Regions from separate parts of the Mus musculus genome. Here region 1 is linked to region 2. Evidence: chromatin loops called from intact Hi-C (ENCODE). Cell type or tissue: left cerebral cortex. All regions are shown on one strand. Each heading gives the region's core, and the rest is flanking DNA. Links, peaks and the distances in the headings are about the cores only.

What was found. Hi-C counts contacts between places; a loop is a spot of excess contacts. Peaks named below come from ENCODE experiments on the same cell type or tissue, not always from the same donor. Only the 100,000 strongest peaks of a DNase experiment are listed, where the experiment ranks them.
Region 1: it touches region 2 in a loop (2.2-fold over the local background); 16 of 42 quality-filtered maps call a loop at or near these places.

What each region holds. Positions count from the first base shown.
Region 1 is chr1:194,752,882-194,761,036 of GRCm38, reverse strand. Plxna2 (plexin A2) reads right to left here. Exons shown (of 32, transcript NM_008882.2): 9 at 6,603-6,717. Among named protein-coding and RNA genes, the nearest start is that of Gm46202, 37 kb to the right of the region's middle. In left cerebral cortex, for the core only: no CTCF peak of the experiment used is centred there; DNase peaks (open chromatin) are centred at 4,389 and 4,813.
Region 2 is chr1:194,813,089-194,821,243 of GRCm38, reverse strand. It overlaps Plxna2 (plexin A2), which reads right to left. Exons shown (of 32, transcript NM_008882.2): 32 at 4,375-8,155. Among named protein-coding and RNA genes, the nearest start is that of Mir3962, 4.8 kb to the left of the region's middle. In left cerebral cortex, for the core only: a CTCF peak has its summit at 4,161; a DNase peak (open chromatin) is centred at 4,170.

The DNA of each region.
Region 1 (8,155 bases), core at 3,810-6,309, 61 kb after region 2:
AGGGAGAGGAAGAGGGAGCATGCATCTCATACTGATGATGTATCTGGGCCTATGCACACACTTTTCTCCCTATCAAAGACTAATTTTTCTTGACCACTGCCATCTTCTTTCTGGCCCCTGCTCTACTTCAACATAATTAGATAGCTGATCATCTGTTACCCAGCCTTCCAGCTTGGCTCAGGAAGTCTGGCCTGACCCTTTCCTGTACTGTCTTCAGGTAGAACTCTGGGTCCATGTTTGCACTGAATCTTTGGAGCCACAATTTCTGTAGATTTGTTTTTCTTGCTGGGCTGTGATCTTCTCAAGGACTGAATTTGAACCTTTCCAGCCCACATCATAAGTTTTCATATTGTGAGGTGGATACTTAGCCATTGTTTGCAGGAGAGTGATTGTAAAGGAGAAGATAAAGCAATAGACATAAGAATTTTGAAGTTTCTTTTTAGTTCCAACTTTGGAGGTTGGTAAGAAATAAGGGAAACTTGAGAAGCAATTTGATTCTCAAGCTGGGACTACAATTGGTAGTCTGTAGCCATGGTTTCTGGAGCTCCATAATTACCTTACAGGCACAGACATATCTATGGGGGAGCATGGCCATTTATACAGAGCTAGAGCCAGAATTTCCTATTGAGACCTGTCTGGAAGGACTAGGAAGACTTCCAGGGTAAGCTTGGCCACTCCTGGCTACCAGTCACTGCATAGGAAGACTCTCGCAAGCAGGTTTTCTGAGAGGGCAGGATCATAAGGAATCCCAAAACAGATGGGTCCCAGTTTAGGAGCCAGTTGCTCAAGCTGCCGACTCATAAACCTGCTCCTTACTGCTCTTTTGCTTTCATCCCCTGCAGGCACTTTTGACAGAGTCTTTCACAGATTTATATCCAGGAAACCTAGGAAACCCAGGTATACCTCTGAAAAGAAGCACATCCAGCCAGCAGCTGAAAATCTGGCTAGAATCTAACAGGCTAGACTTTATGATAGAAATAAGTCTGATGTGTAATGGTATGTGTGTGTGTGTGTGTGTGTATGTGTTTATATGTATGTATGTGTGTATGTATTTATGTGTGTGCATGTGTATATGCATGCATGTGTGTACAAACTTAAAGGCAGACACACATATAGGTAGCTATTGATTGATTGATTGATTCAAATTTTGAATCAATTGCTGTAAAAAGTTCTTGTTTCTCTAGTGAGTTCAGAGAACAAATTTAAATTTCAGGAGGCCTAGAATCTTATTATTTATTTTATATATGTGAATTCACTGTCACTTTCTTCAGACACACCAGAAGAGGGCATCAGATCCCATTACAGATGGTTGTGAGCCACCATGTGGTTTCTGGGAATTGAACTCAGGACCTCTGGAAGAGCAGTCAGTGCTCTTAACTACTAAGCCATCTTTCTAGCCCTAGGTCTAGAATCTTAAAGATATGCGTTTGGAAGTATGATGTCTCCAGTCAGCAAAGAAGACTATAGCATCCTTTATAGCTTTGAGGACAAAAATTCTCCCCCTATTTGGCCCTCAGTAGCCATGGATTCCACCTGCCAAGGACAAAAGATATTTGGAAAACAAAAGTTATACATATAGTAGTTACACACAGGGTCCCCACTGTGATATCTTCTCAAATAAAGAAAACAGCTACTCATACTGCACTGACATAGAGTGATAGGTTCTAAGTCACCTAGAGACCATTTAAGGTAGAAGACAAGCTGTGTATGCTTTTATGAAAATATCACACTGTTTAAAGAGAAGGAACGTGGAATCTGTAAAGGTTCTGGAACCAGTCCCTGTCCTCTATGGCTGTGGAATGATAACTGAATATGCTCATATGTGCCAATGAGCATCCATCTTAGAGAATGGCAAGTCATGGGCAGGAGTTGTTCATGAGTCATATATTTTCGAAGAACAGTCTAGAATTTTAGAAAACTGTGCTCTTTTAGGTTTTTACAAACTAGTTTTATAGATGATGAATAGGCTCTTCCCTAATGCCTAAACCTGCTCAAGACTGACCTAGTAGCAAGAAGACGCATTGGACATTGTTTATTTGGCAGTGGCTCTGGGTCCACATAATAAAGGACTTTTCTTCTATTCCCAGTGTAAAGGAAAGAAGTGGTTGGTGTTCCAAGTTCACAATCTGCATCTTTGGAAGCAGATCAGATTCACACCTGGTCTGTGAGATGGATCCATGAGGTCACGAGTGAAGGACAGGAGTTTGGATAGAAATAGCCTTGGTGAGACAAAGGGCAGAGTCAGAAGAACTGACAGCCAAGAACTCTCAGGGTTGCTGGAAAGTCAATACAGCTGGGGCTTGGAAAGGTAATAGATCCCATCTAAAGCCATTCCTATGCCACTTGGTTTTACACACACACACACACACACACACACACACACACGCAAAATCATGGGATGAAATGAGACAGTGAAAGAGGAAGGGAGAGGAAAATGGAGAGGGAGGAGGAAAGCAAGGAGAGAGGGAAGTTGATCAAAGTTGATCAAATACTGCAGATTTCCCAACAAAAACCTTAGGTCGTTTTATCTCCTCTTAATACTCCACATTGCAGTCAACCATCTTCAGCAGGTGTTTCAGTTTAAATGTAGGTGATCAGATGTGTGAGAACACCCCAGGGCCCTGTAAGAGCCAGGGAGACTGCCTTGATGCCCATTCACTTTAGTTGGGATTCCCCTAATTCAGTGCGGAGGACTTGTTGGTCCTCTAAAGGACTTCTTCCATGTGGAAATGGCATTATCTTCACCCACTGGACTTCAAAGAGTGAGAGCAGCTAGCTTCCTGGTAAGCTAATCGGATTTATTTGGTTCTCTCTTCCCCTTGGGATGGGTGTAAAAAAGATATTTATGTATCTACATCTCGCTAGGCCTGTGTCAGCTGCGGGGGGAGATGAGCCTTCAAGGCTAGCAGCAGTACATATTCCTGTATACTACCTGCTAACACCATATTGCTGGGAAATAGCCTGTCAAAAAGCTAAGGGGCTCTGAGGGAGGGCGTAGAGAAGATGAAGCTCAGCACCTTCAAAGAGATTGAGAGATGGTCTGGATGAAGTTCTGCTTTTTCATGTACAAAATGGAGTCAGCCATATCTGACAACTAGATTAACAAAGGAGGGATATGCAATGATTGTGTGGTAACAAGCTGTTTTAACAAAGGTTAATATGATTGTTGTGTATTTCTTGGGTAGGTACAAATGTAGCAGAGTCAGGAAATTTAAGCTTATTCAAAACCACTTTGGCTGAGTTCTCACATCCTTATTTCTTTGACCAACAATCAGGAATATTCATCCTCAATTCTGTCTGTCACAAAATCAGCTTAATAATAGTGAAGACTAAAAGAAATTTATTCACAAACAAGGTAACATACACATGAAAATATGCAGTAGATGTAAGCTAGTGTACTCCTATTGCAGAATTGCATGTGCTTTGGCCCAGCTTGTCAGTTTTTCCTTGTCAGGCTTAAGCATGGATTTGGCTTAGCAGCTTCTGGAAGGATGTGGGTAGATGAACCTTTGAAGTATAGTCCTTCTGACTCTTTTATGGGAAGTATCTTTGGAGATAGATTTGTGGTGGTCTGGCCACAACTGAGCTTTCATGACCAATAGCAAGACTTCAGACCAAAGCCATGCCTACAAGCATAACCATGGCCACAGAGACCAATATGCTCACAGGTCCCAATTATCTGAGAGAGCAAATAAATCAGATTTTCCTGGATGCTTAATTTCCCTTAGCTCTGGGAAATATCTCCAAGCTGTTGGCCTCTTGGTTACTATAGATGTCAAATAAGAGTTAAGTGAAACTGCATTCAGTTTAGAGAGTCAACTGAAATGCCATCTGTCAGTGGTTCTCATTCTTTAGCTTCATCTGGGATAACACCCATGAACTTGAATTTCTAGCAAGTTTGCAGGTGATGCTGATGGCACAGTCCTGGGAAGGCACACTGAGAACTGTGCCACAGGTGCAGAACTATGAACACATGAGGCGTGACTGTTGCAGTGTTGCTAATCGGTGGTGCTAATTGGCGGTGCTAATCAGTGATACATTGCCTCTACCAAGTATACAGGCATGAAATTTTGATTCAAAGTTGGAGGAGGGGCTTGAAGGAACTGGTAAAAAGATATCCTAGTAACCCTAGAAAGATATCTAAGGGATTTACAGTCTCTAAAACAACTTTACCCAAACTGTGCACAAGCAATTTTGTTATTCTTTGAACTTTGGGGAATGAGGTTCCCTAAAGCAGAGCTTTGAATAGAAAAAAAAATATGAGCCTGTAAGCCACTGACTAAGAAGAAATGTGTTGTCAGCTGTGGCTAAAAGATTCAGTTGTATTTTAGGACTTTGAGAAAGAGGCCCTAGCCACTGTGCTAGGAAACTACACTCCACTTCCTTTGCTGAGTCAAGCCAGCAGCTGGATGGATTCTGGGCTTCGCTCACAGATTCCATTTAGTTCTAGTGTTGTGCCAACAGCCAGCATGCAATGAGGGCAAGAGAGCATCTGCCCTCTGATGGGGACATGGGGAGAAGATGGAGAGAAGAGGTCAAGGCACCCAAGACATGGATACTAAAAAATGAAAGTTAGATTGAGCAGGAGACGTAAGTCTGCTTTTGCCCCCAAGGTCTTTTGCTGATCATTTAATCATGAGTAGCAGGGAAGCAGTTCTCTGGACTTTCAAATCTCCCACTTGCTACTCAAGAGGAACTATGCTTCAGTGAAGGGGTGAAGGGGGCTGGGCCTGCTTCAAATTATTCTTCTGGGGCTCAGTCCTCAGGCCTCCCCACCATAGTTTATTTGTCTTGCTCCCTATGACAATCTGCTTGCCCTTGCTCCAGCTGCAGGTCATCCTCAGTCTTGGCTCTGGATTTCTATCTGCCTGAAAGGGCAGCCTCCAGAGACAGAGTTGCTCTTTGTCCTGATTTGCACCAGTTTCTTCCTGGGTTCCAGCTTTCCTCTTCCAGTGTATGAAGGAACTTCATAACTTCAGTAGCCACAGTGAAGGTTGCTTTCTGAAGACAGTGATTACTAACCTTCCACTGCCTAGCCCTTAAGCTCTTCTGTAGTGGCTTGCTCCCCATGGCCATTCTTTCATTGGCTCCTAGGCTGTGTTAGCTCCTGCTCCAAACCTTCTGCACTTAAGCCCCTATCCCAAGAAGGCTGGCTTCAAACTCCTGCAGAATCTCAGACCTGGAATGAATTCCCAGGATCCATTAAGATCAATGTAGCATTTTGGCATGCCCAATGACTAAGAAAAGAATCTAGATTGTCCCAGGGACTGGATATCTGGCTCTATTATTTTGAGGCAGGTGTGGGTGGGCCTGTCTTAAATACTAGTTGTGGTGTCATCTATCTGTTCCTTTCAATTCAGACAGACTACTTGTACTTTAAAAACCTTGTATAATACAGATCATTTCAGAAAGGGTGAGCTGTTGAGTGTCAGGTATATCTGTTTCCAAACACTTCAAGGTCTACTTTATGGTTAGCCATACAAACAACCAGCACAACTGTAAAAATTGGGAGAACCAAGAAATTCATTTTAGAATACCATTGACGAGTAGCAGTCCCCATTACTTACACTTAGGTACAGAGGTCATTCACTGTTCACCATTTTCCCCATGTGTGCATTCTACAAACATTCACTGATAAAGGATTAGGACTTAAAAATAAGACGTGGCCTTTGCTTTAAGCAGCTTCTAGTTCAGTGCAGGAGGGAAATATACCTAGAAAGGCTACAGTAGTATATGAGAATTTCACAGTCACTCCTTAATATCTGCAAGTTTTTCTAAAATACTGAAAAAAGTGTGTGTGTGGGTGGTGGTGGTGGTGGTGTGAGTTGTGTGTACAAGGTACTAATTGTCTAGTTCTAATTGGCTGCCCCTGGGCACGAAAAAATAGACAAAAGAATGGGAAATTGAGAAGCAGGCTTCATGGAGCTGAGGCATATTCAGGAATGTGAGAGACACAAGCTTTGTGAATAATTGGTATTAAGTGGAATATTCACAGCAAAGATGAACATGATATTTTACTGTATCAATGACAAAGGCAGGTCAGACTTTAGGGAAGGAGCTTCAACTAGATAATATAATAGGACTTTTGGCAATGCTCGGTGCTTTTTGCTAGCTGGATTTCTTTCTGTCTCCAAGGCCACCCACCCAGTAATACATCAGAGTCAAAGAATCATTGAATTTTAGAGTTGGATGAAAAGTTGGCATGAAAAAATGGTTGAGAGTGAATGTTCTATTGAAGCACAGTAAGTCTACAGCCAAGCAAAGAGCTAGGCTCAAAGAATAGATAGCATTCATTACAGTCTCTCAGAGCATGGAGTCTATTTGTTGGGTATGCTTCCTCCGAGCTTTTAGTTTCAAGTAGCAATCACCTTTACACTCTTGAATACAGTCTTAGTAGTCTAGCAGTTTTAGCCTCTTTTGGGGGCCTTCTGTTGCTACTTTATTGGACCTTATAGTATCATTTATTTATAACATGCAGAATCTCTGATAAGGTGACCAAAATAGGACAGGACAAGAGATGGTTAAGCCACTGGACAGACCATTTAGGATGCAAGGAGACTGCTTTTGGGGGAATGTTGTCATGCCACAGAGAATGTTCTTACCTCTGAAACATTGATCCTGCCTTCCTGGAAGGAACAGGTAGTGGGGTCATGTGTGCAGAGGTTACGGTACTTGCACCAATGGCAGCGGAAGGCGCTGTTAACACAGGACAGGCACCTGCAAGGAGAGAATAAGAGGGCCTGTCATAAAGGAAGGCTGTTATCTTTACATTTTCATCTCACTCTTGGGAAGGTAAACTAGGGGACCATCTAGTGCTGAAAATGTGGATTCTGCATCTGAGATGTTCATGGGGCCAGAAACTTAGCAATAAACTGGAACAACAGTGGGAATACTTTAACCTACAAAACAGTAGTGTGCTGGTTTATATTTTCAGGAATTTTGCAAGCTAGAATTTTACTCTAATGGACTGAAATTGACTATGGTCGAAGCATTGAAACCATGGAAATTGGTAAATACTATAAATTAAATTTCTAAAACTCTTATTGCTGGTAGTTAATGCCAGTATACTATGAGTTATCAGTCAGAGCAGCTAGCTGAAAAAGCAGAGAGGCAGAGTTCAGGCAGATCTGGTATTATGGATTCTGCTGCCAGCTCTGATGGCAACCTGAGTAAGTCACTCACTCTGTGCATTGACGTTTCTTCATCAGTCTGTTCCAAAACATTCCTGTGTGGTCCTCAGGGTTGTTTGGTGTTGTGAGATAATATATGGGAAATGTTTGTTTGTTTTTTCAAAAGAATGTTAAATGTGATCATTATTTCCAAGAAGTTAAATCACCTATTATTTCAACAACTTGAATAACATTTGACTATTAGCAATTTGGTTCCCAACACTCATGGTTTCTATATTGTGTTACATTCTTGAATGGTAACTTTGCCCCTTATCACTAATGGCCCTAGCATGGAGAAATAACCAATACCTATGGCGTATATGCTCTTCCCAAAGAGAGCACTCCTTTCTTTTTGAGATCATCTGGAGGCTCTGTGTGTGTGCAGACCACTGTGATAGAAATGTACTGAGAGTTCTGGTCTTCCTCTTCCTCAGTTTCTGTATTCAGAATTATACTAAGCTGTTATGAACAGAAATAAGTCTGCAATCTGGCGCCACCTGGTGGGGTTCTTATTAAGTCTGGGTGGTAGGGACTATAGTCCATTCAGGGGTCTCAGGCTAGTAAGACCAAGGAAGAGGTGACTGTGCCCATACACACCCTAGAAAGGACTTTTTTCTAGCCATGCACACCCAAGGTCAGTCATGTTCTAAAATCACTTTGTTTCTTGAGTTTGAGTCAATGCTATTTCATGTACTCCATCACTAATAGATTTTTGAGAATATATATGATTCAACAAGAAGAACACGAATATAGTCTAGGTTAAAAGAAATGGTATTTGTTGGTTTCTAACCTGAGTCTTCTACTGTCTGATTTTATCACTTTCACTGGAACACTTACTGTTTAAGGGTCTCAGCTTACCATACTAAAAAGGAGGGGAACTGAACTTGATACTGTGACATTTAATAGAATGCCAGGAGTAGAGAAGGGTAAGATATGTTGAGAAATAAAATAGAATCCTGGCTGTCAAGGAAACTCTGCTAAAACTT
Region 2 (8,155 bases), core at 3,080-5,579:
CACAAGTGGGAACTTAGCAAGTGGGTGGAGAGATTTCAGAGCACTGAATCAGAGTCTCCATGAGATAAAAACATGGTTGGCCATTGCCTGCTAGTGCATTGCCAGCCAGGCCGTGGGGCAGATAGTTGTCAGCACAAACATGGGAATGTGCCTAGTTCTTTTTAATATTTCCCGCAACAGTTAGGGTTTTACTTCTGTGAACAAATACCATGACCAAGGCAATTCTTACAAAGGACAATATTTAATTGGGCTGGTTTATAGGTTCAGAGATTCAGACCATTGTTATCAAGGCAGGAGCATGGCAGAGTCCAGGCAGGCATGGGGATGGAGGAGCAGAAAGTTCTACATCTGGTTCCAAAACAAACAAGAGAAGACTGGTTTTTAGGCAGCTAGGATGAGGGTCTTAAAGCCTGCACCTACAATGACACACTTCTGCCAATAAGGCCACACCTACTCCAACAACACCACACCTCCTAATAGTGCCACTCTCTGAGCCAAGCATATTCAAAACACCACACTTTCATCTCTTCCTTTTCCCTGGCTACTTTACAGTGTCCATCCTGCTGAGTTCCATGGCTGAGTGTGTGCTGAAGAATGCTTGCATATACAGTAAGGATAGAAAACAGAAGTAAAGGCCTGGTCAGGAGAAGGGAGGGGAAAGCATACTGTATAATAAAGAATTCTATGGAGTAGGTTACTTACTGTTCAAGACTGTGACTGAGATCACAAAAAAGCCAGAATTTAAAAAATATTCCACATTTATTGAATACTACTGATTATAATCTAATCTGTCATTTTGGTAAACAAATTGTGCACATAATTTTCTTCTTGTGTAATCACTGCGAACTGGTTACAGTTCCTTTTCTCCACTTGAAGTTGTTGTATATTCATATAACTTTATTAACATAATCCTCCCCATTCAGATTTTAATGGACTATACATGGCATTCAATAAGGGTGACAATCCATAGTTTAGTTGAAAGAAATATTAGGAGCTGTATTGAGTGGGCACGAGCAGACCAAAAGTGAAGAATTTTCTCATGGGGAGGGGAGTATTTTCTTTAAAATTTATTATTATTATTATTATTATTATTATTATTATTATTATTACCTTTTCTGGTTAGCCTCTAGTACAGGCATATAGAGTGCTCCAATATGGCACCCTCTGTGAATCTGGAGTTGAAGAAGACCTTCACAGAGGTTCAAGCCAAAGCTATTGATACTCAACAGAAGGTGAAACTTGCAGACATACAGATTGAACAGCTAAACAGAAAGAAAAAGCATGCACAATTTATGGACATGGAGATTATGACACTGGTAGATGAGACTAACGTATGAAGGTGTAGGAAGAATGTTTATTCTACAGTCCAAGGAAGTAATTAACAACCAACTGTTAGACAAACAGAAAATAGCAGAAAAAAATTAAAGATATGGAGCAGAAAAAGGTCTAACTGGAGTGAAACGTTAAGGAAGCTGAGGGAGAGATGCTGATGGCAAGAAGGGTACAGTGGGAGCTGCTGGGAAAGTTCTTCCCTTCTGACCCCTCCCATTCTGTCCAAGCAGGAGCTGTGCAGGGCACTATCCTCCCTCTGCCCAGCAGCCACATATCTCTATCACACTGAACCCCTTCAGGTCCCAACTGAATGTCTGCCATCCTTGCCCATGATAATCTTCTTTCCTGGGTCAAACCAGGAGCTCTCAACAAAGGGAAGACTGGAGACAGATGGAGAAAACTGGCCAAGTCTGTCACTAGGCATGTGGATTAGACCAGGTTAGACCAATAAAAAGCTATGTCTTACTCTAAAAAAATTATTATTATTTATTTTTGTTTTGTTGGTATGTATGTATATGACATGTGTATATAAACACATGTGTGCCAAGTCACACACGAAGATCAGAAAAAAGAGGCTTGTGTGGCAAGTGGTTTGGTTTGGTTTTTGGTTTTTTTTTTTTTTTGGTTGTTTTGTTTTGTTTTTTAACTTGATGAATTATCTTACAGGTTCCAGTGTTTTAAAAAATAATATTACAGTCTTAAAAAATTACCAAATCTATTAAAAGAATGGAGGCAATTTTAGGCAAGCTTTTCATTACATTTAAAATCCATGATGCATTTTAATAGCTTTGAGATAGCTATTCTCTCTTAGATCTTCTAGAGATCTAGAATTGTTGGTGCACAGATTTACAAACTTGAAAAGTAAGTGAAGTACTCAGAAAATGACAGATATAATTTATGTAGTCATTAAACTGGACACTTGAAGGAACTAGCTCCAGGAAAAGAATTCAGCCTAGAAATTGCCCTTTCCTCCTGGAGAGTTTGATCCTGCAGTTGTTTGTGGTTTTATCTGTCTTCTGAAATACTCACAAAGCTGTAAATATTGTAAGACAATTTGCTTTAAGAGACCTGGGTTTAGGTGATATGGGAAATAGAATAGTACAAATGGCTGTTCTTAGAATCTTTCTTTGAAGAAGACAGAGCCCATGCTAGGGATTGAGGCACACCAGCTCTGACCTGACTTTAGTTTTTGTTTTGGTTTACTTTGTCTTTTTTTCAGGATGCTTTTGACACAGATGAGAAGGAACTGTGTCATCTTGGGGTACTGAGGCTAGAGTTTTGCAGCTGTGAAGTGTTAAATACTAAGTAATATTAAATGTTTTAGGATTGTTATTTCTTGCTGAGCCTTCAATTATCTTCATTGTAAACACCATTTTAATGCTGACTATGAATGATTTAAATTTATGAGTAGGAAGTCTTTTTACAGAACCTGCCTTTATGCCTGACATCCTTGAACGAGAAACTGTCCTGAAATAGGCCCTTTAAGGGCAACTGGACAAACTGACTTCACGGAACTCCACTAGCTTTGGACACATTAAAATCACTCTGAAAAAAACTATAACTACAGCTGAAAATGAGTTCTAGCCATTGAGACCTGGGTTTAGGTGCAAGGTCAGTCCATGAGCAGGCAGTAACAGAAGCCGGTGTTAGCTCACCAGGGCTACTGTATTGTGTGTCACACCTTCATAGACATGGTGGACAGCAGAGGATGACAAAATGGGGATATGCCCTTCAGACAAGCTATGGTATTGAACACAGTGCACACTGTTTCCACTCAGGCCTCGGCACTGTACTGTCCTTTCATTTCAGGGGAGGAGAGGGGGAGTGAGAGATGAATGCACAGGAATACAAATACATAAAAAGCACTACCAGTTGCTGAGTACTGGGTAGAAAATCTCAAGAATTATTTCTTTGAGCCTGTTGAGGTGGTATATACCTAAAATCCCAGTACTCCCTGGCTGTATGTATGTATGCGTGTGTATATATATATATATATATATATATATATATATATATATATATATATGTGTGTGTGTGTGTGTGTGTGTGTGTGTATGTATATATATATATATATATATATATATATATATATATGAATATCTATATACTAAAATGCTCTCGTTTCCAAAATTCTGTTTAATGAGTACTAGGGTTCTTTATGTGTGTTGGATGTTCAAAGTCAGGGATACCCTGCTTCTCAGAAAGTCCTTCTGGTCCTGTTTTCTAATAGAAAAGGATGAGAAACTCCTGAGTACACTTGGCTGGGACAGGTTCTTGAGTCATTCTCATCTAATGTATCTCACCAGTAAGAGAGTGAAAATGTCACACATCACCGAACTGCAGGATAAAAACAGGAAAATAAGGGTAAAGGGAGGGTCATATCACCCTCAGTTTAGAGGGAGTTTGAAGATTTCTTCTCTTCAGGCTCATTACAGAACAGTGGAAGTTCTCCTGCTTCTAAGATCCATTTTTTTTTTCTGTTCACAACTCCCCAATCAGGGGCTGTCTTCATATTCCTCCCCTGGGCTGGATCTAAAAGTACTCACCATCTGGCATCTTTCACTTTATTCACTTTTAATTTCTGAAGCAAATATGAACACCACTATCTATCTCAATGCTTAACGGAAAGTCTCCCTCAGAATCATCCTAAGCAGTAGGAGCAAGGGCCAGGCTTCTCTCATTCACATTTCATCCTAGCACTTAATCCATGAGTGAGTGTTGTTTTTGGAAGGGCTGGTCCTGGGGAGAGAGGTGACACTAGTCTAAGAACTCACTCTGGAAAGGAGCCTATAGCCTCCCCAGAGGCAAGCTGTATTCTGAAGTCCTGGGGCTAGAGGGCAGTGTTCATCCACTGACATGCCTGGAGCAGGCAGTGTATGCACGTGTGTGATGAAGATGGCTAGACATGAATAAGCTCTGGCTCCACAGTTTTCTCAGATTCATTCACAGCAACTCAGTTGCTCTTTCTGACTATCTGCTTCTTGTATAGACCCCAAAATTATTCTATACCCATGTGGCCAAATAACTGTGCTTATATGAAGATTTAAGATTTTTTTTTAATCCAGTAATCTTTATTTATATATAACAACAGTACAAATTGTGTCCTTGGCTTGCAAAATAGGAGTTTCATATTTACAATAGGTACATGATAATATATTAGATAACAAAACCCCGCTTTATTGGAACATTTTAAATACTTCATTTTCTTATTATTTCATAACACCTGTAAAAACAACAAAACCAGACAACCAGCATTGTACTTTCTTAAAAATAGATATAATACAGATTCCAGTGTGTCATGGGGAAAGGTCTGAGTAGGAGAGGATGAGGAGAGGCAGCTTGGCTCAAGGCCTTCATGTGCCTGCATAAAGAGCTTGTCCCTTTCTCTCCCATACATTCAGGAACTTTGGTCCTGTTTGGTGGGGACCACACTTCTTTATGCGTGGATGTCAAAATGGAGACCAAGCGTGTCAAAATGATGACCTTGACTGAGTCTCAAAGAAGCTTCTTACTGCCTTCTCTGTGTTCCTAGGGACAGAGGCAGGGAGGAGGCAGCTCAGTCTGGGGAGATGGTATGGGAGAGGAGAGTGAGTTGTGAGCCTGTGCAAGGCAGGAGACTCTCTATTTTGTTTATTGTGTTGAGGCCTGTCTGACAGGCATTGGCCTTGCTTGTCTCTTGTAACATTCCCTAGACTAGCTAGAAAGTACCAAGAGAATTTTACTTTTTATTATAAGTGTCACTGGGCCTTAGATACTAAATCTTCACTCTAGGGAATGAGTAGAAAAGATAGAAGGAAAAGAGATATGGAGTATGAAACAGATGCCACTATTCTATGAGCACATTCCTAAGACAAGGCATCAGGAGGACCTGACCACCTCTTCCAGCCTTCTTCCCACCATAAGATCTGCCCCATGCCCTAGGTCCCTGAAGCCACTTTGCATTTCCTCACCCTCCTGGCCCTCTGTATCTCAATTCTTCACTGTCTTTGTCGAGGATTCAGGGCTCTTAGCTGTGACACAATGTGGTTGGAAAGGGTCCTTTTTGAGTAACTGCCAGCTTAGTATTGCCAGGCAGCAGGTGAGATTACAGATTTGGCAGTTGTGCAGTGTCTGAGAACTGGATAGCTAGAGGCTTCCAGCAGTCTCTGCTTGTTGTATCAGGACTGCTAGCAGCCTCCTCTGCTTTTATCTCATGTGCAGCAGGCCCAGGGGCCTTAACTGCTAATTTCTATTTTCATCCTGGTAGAACTGAAGGAAGGTCAGGAGCATAAGCAGCAAGGTTGTGCTGACTAAAGAGGTGGTAGCAGTGTGTGTGTGGGGGGGGGGGTCAGCCTTCTTCCTTAATGACACCCCATTTTCTATGCACCTAGTGTTTTCTGCTGGGGAGGGTGGGAAAACCATCCTGCTGCTATATTGGTGGTAGGTCTAGCAGCTTGGAGAATCTGCATTTGCTGAAAGAAGGACCTTTGAGGTCTTATTCACCCTGGTCTGTAGGACCTTTAAGAACTTGGCAGACGATTAGTACTTAGGATTGTTCTCCAAATGAATGAGTGAAGGACACAGTTCCCTCTTTCGGTATGATCACAGTGTGCCCATGAGTTCAATGACTGCACTCTATAAAGAAAGAGGGATCAGAAGTAATTTTGAGATTCAAACCACAGAAAGAGGTAGAACATCAGACACAGAAGTGCCTGATCCACACAGAAGGCAAGAGGTGTTGTTCAGTTGAGGGATAAATCTTAATACAGTCCTCTAGAACTCTGTCTTGCCAAACCCTCTGCAGTCCTATTCCTTTCCTAGAGAATTGCCTTTTGTGTAGATCAATGAAATAAAGTAAAGCTAGGTAGGTTTAAGAGAGAATTCATGCCTCCCCAAAGATAAATGGCTTTTTGAGGGGAAGGGTGGTAGCTTTAACTTTTTTTTTCTTTTTAAACAAAAGGCCAAAATATCTTCAAGTTGGATAACAGCAAGAACAGTGACCAATCAACTTTCTCTCCTCTCCACCAGGGAGTAGACTATCAGTGACTAGTAAACTAAAGCAAAGAACTGGTGGAATGATAGGTAGAAAGCTAAAATGAGAGCAAGACTCTACAATAACTCACCCTCCTGGCATGGCATGGCCTCTCTCTAGCTGAATTTTCCTCCTTAGTTTTTCTATAATTGTGCCCCTTGGCCACTCTTCTTTTTCAGCCCAAGTTGTCCAACTCATGGAATCCTTAGCAAAGTGTCTAGACTATCTTTCAGGTTGGCCCTTCTCCCTTCATCTACATTCTTTGATTTGCTCTCTTCCCATCATTCTCTCCATACTCTCCAAACATCTTCAGTGAAGCATGCCAGAGGCAGTGAACGGGTACCATAAGTGGCTGCTGGGATATACCAGGTAGGCACACTGAAAAGGGTGTGGGTAAGATACTGTTGAAAGGGATGTAAAACATTTTCTTTTTTTTTTACTTCTTGATGAACAGCACTCTCGACATCAGCCTGAGCAGTAGCAGCTGCTCAGAAAGTCTTTAACGGTGCTGAGATGGAAAAAAAGGCGAGCCAGAGTTATCCTGTCTTCTGTTCCTATTCTTGTTTTGACTATATCATTTCTTTCATTTTCAAAATTCTAAGTTCTAAGATGATAAGCTTTGGGTGATATGAGGAGCAAACACTTTGGCTTGGTGTGAAAGGCCAGTCATTAGTTTTTTTTTTTTTCCAGGATATTAATATGGCCCCGAAAACTTTAACATGAGTAGATTATCAGAAGAAAAGTGGCCTTGGCATGGCTGGTTGTGAATCATCATAAAATCAGCAAGTTTCCTGAGTATTTTGCTGAATGCTTTTCTCTCTCCACTTGTCAGTTGCATTCAGGCAAGAAACAAGCTGAACAGCCCAGACAGCTTCAGCTATATGTGAGACAGCTATCTGAAGATATATACATTCCATGGAAGCCGCCTTCTTGGCTTTTCTTCTTTGCCCTGTGCAGGCAGTCAGATCTGGTGAGCAGAATCTCAGATACTGGAATCAACTGGAAAAATCAGCTGAGGCCTGAGTTAATTGTGAAGGAAGTAACCCAGGGCCAGTCTCTGTTGGGATAGTTAGCTCCATTTCCCAGCCCCATTTTCCAGTCTGGCATTCCTGACCCCTTAAAAAACAGATTTATGCCTTCTTAGGGGACATATGTTCACCATTCCCTCATGCCCACCCTTTGTCATCCTCTTGTCCTCCTCCCTAGAAACAGATGCTAATTGCAAAGCTGTTGGAGTTGGCTGCTAGGGGTCATCCCAAGGCAGGAGGACTAAATTCCCTGAGGGCTTACCAGTTGAATTTCTTGTCCTGCTACAACAGAGCTTGCCTCTGGGCCCAAGGATGGAGCCTTGGCCTCTGCTTGGAAGCTATACTCAGGAAGGCTGGCCATCTATGGCATTAGGTATCAGGAGACAGAGGGACGAACAGGTGCCTTCTCAGAAGTAATACACTTTCACATCCATGGTTTCATGACAGACAGAGATGATGGTCATTTCTACTGAGGCAAACGCAGATGCCCAGTTGGTCAGGGGCTTCTGGTTATGAGTGAAGGTTGGCCTCCCCTCTCCAGGCACAAGAGAAAAGAAAATATAATAATAAATACTGCTGCTTTTTAAACCTACACTCTTCAAGTATTGCTTACTGTAAACAGTGTTTGTTTTCTTTTTAATTGCCGTAAACTAGTGGATGGTTGAGTAGAATCCAAAGTCAAACACCCATGTTCCCCATTCAGCTCAGACCTAGGAGGCCTGGTCTGTGCAGTCCCCAGGTGCCTGGCTTGTGGGTCTCTTTTCAGAGTCCTTAAGGAGGAGGT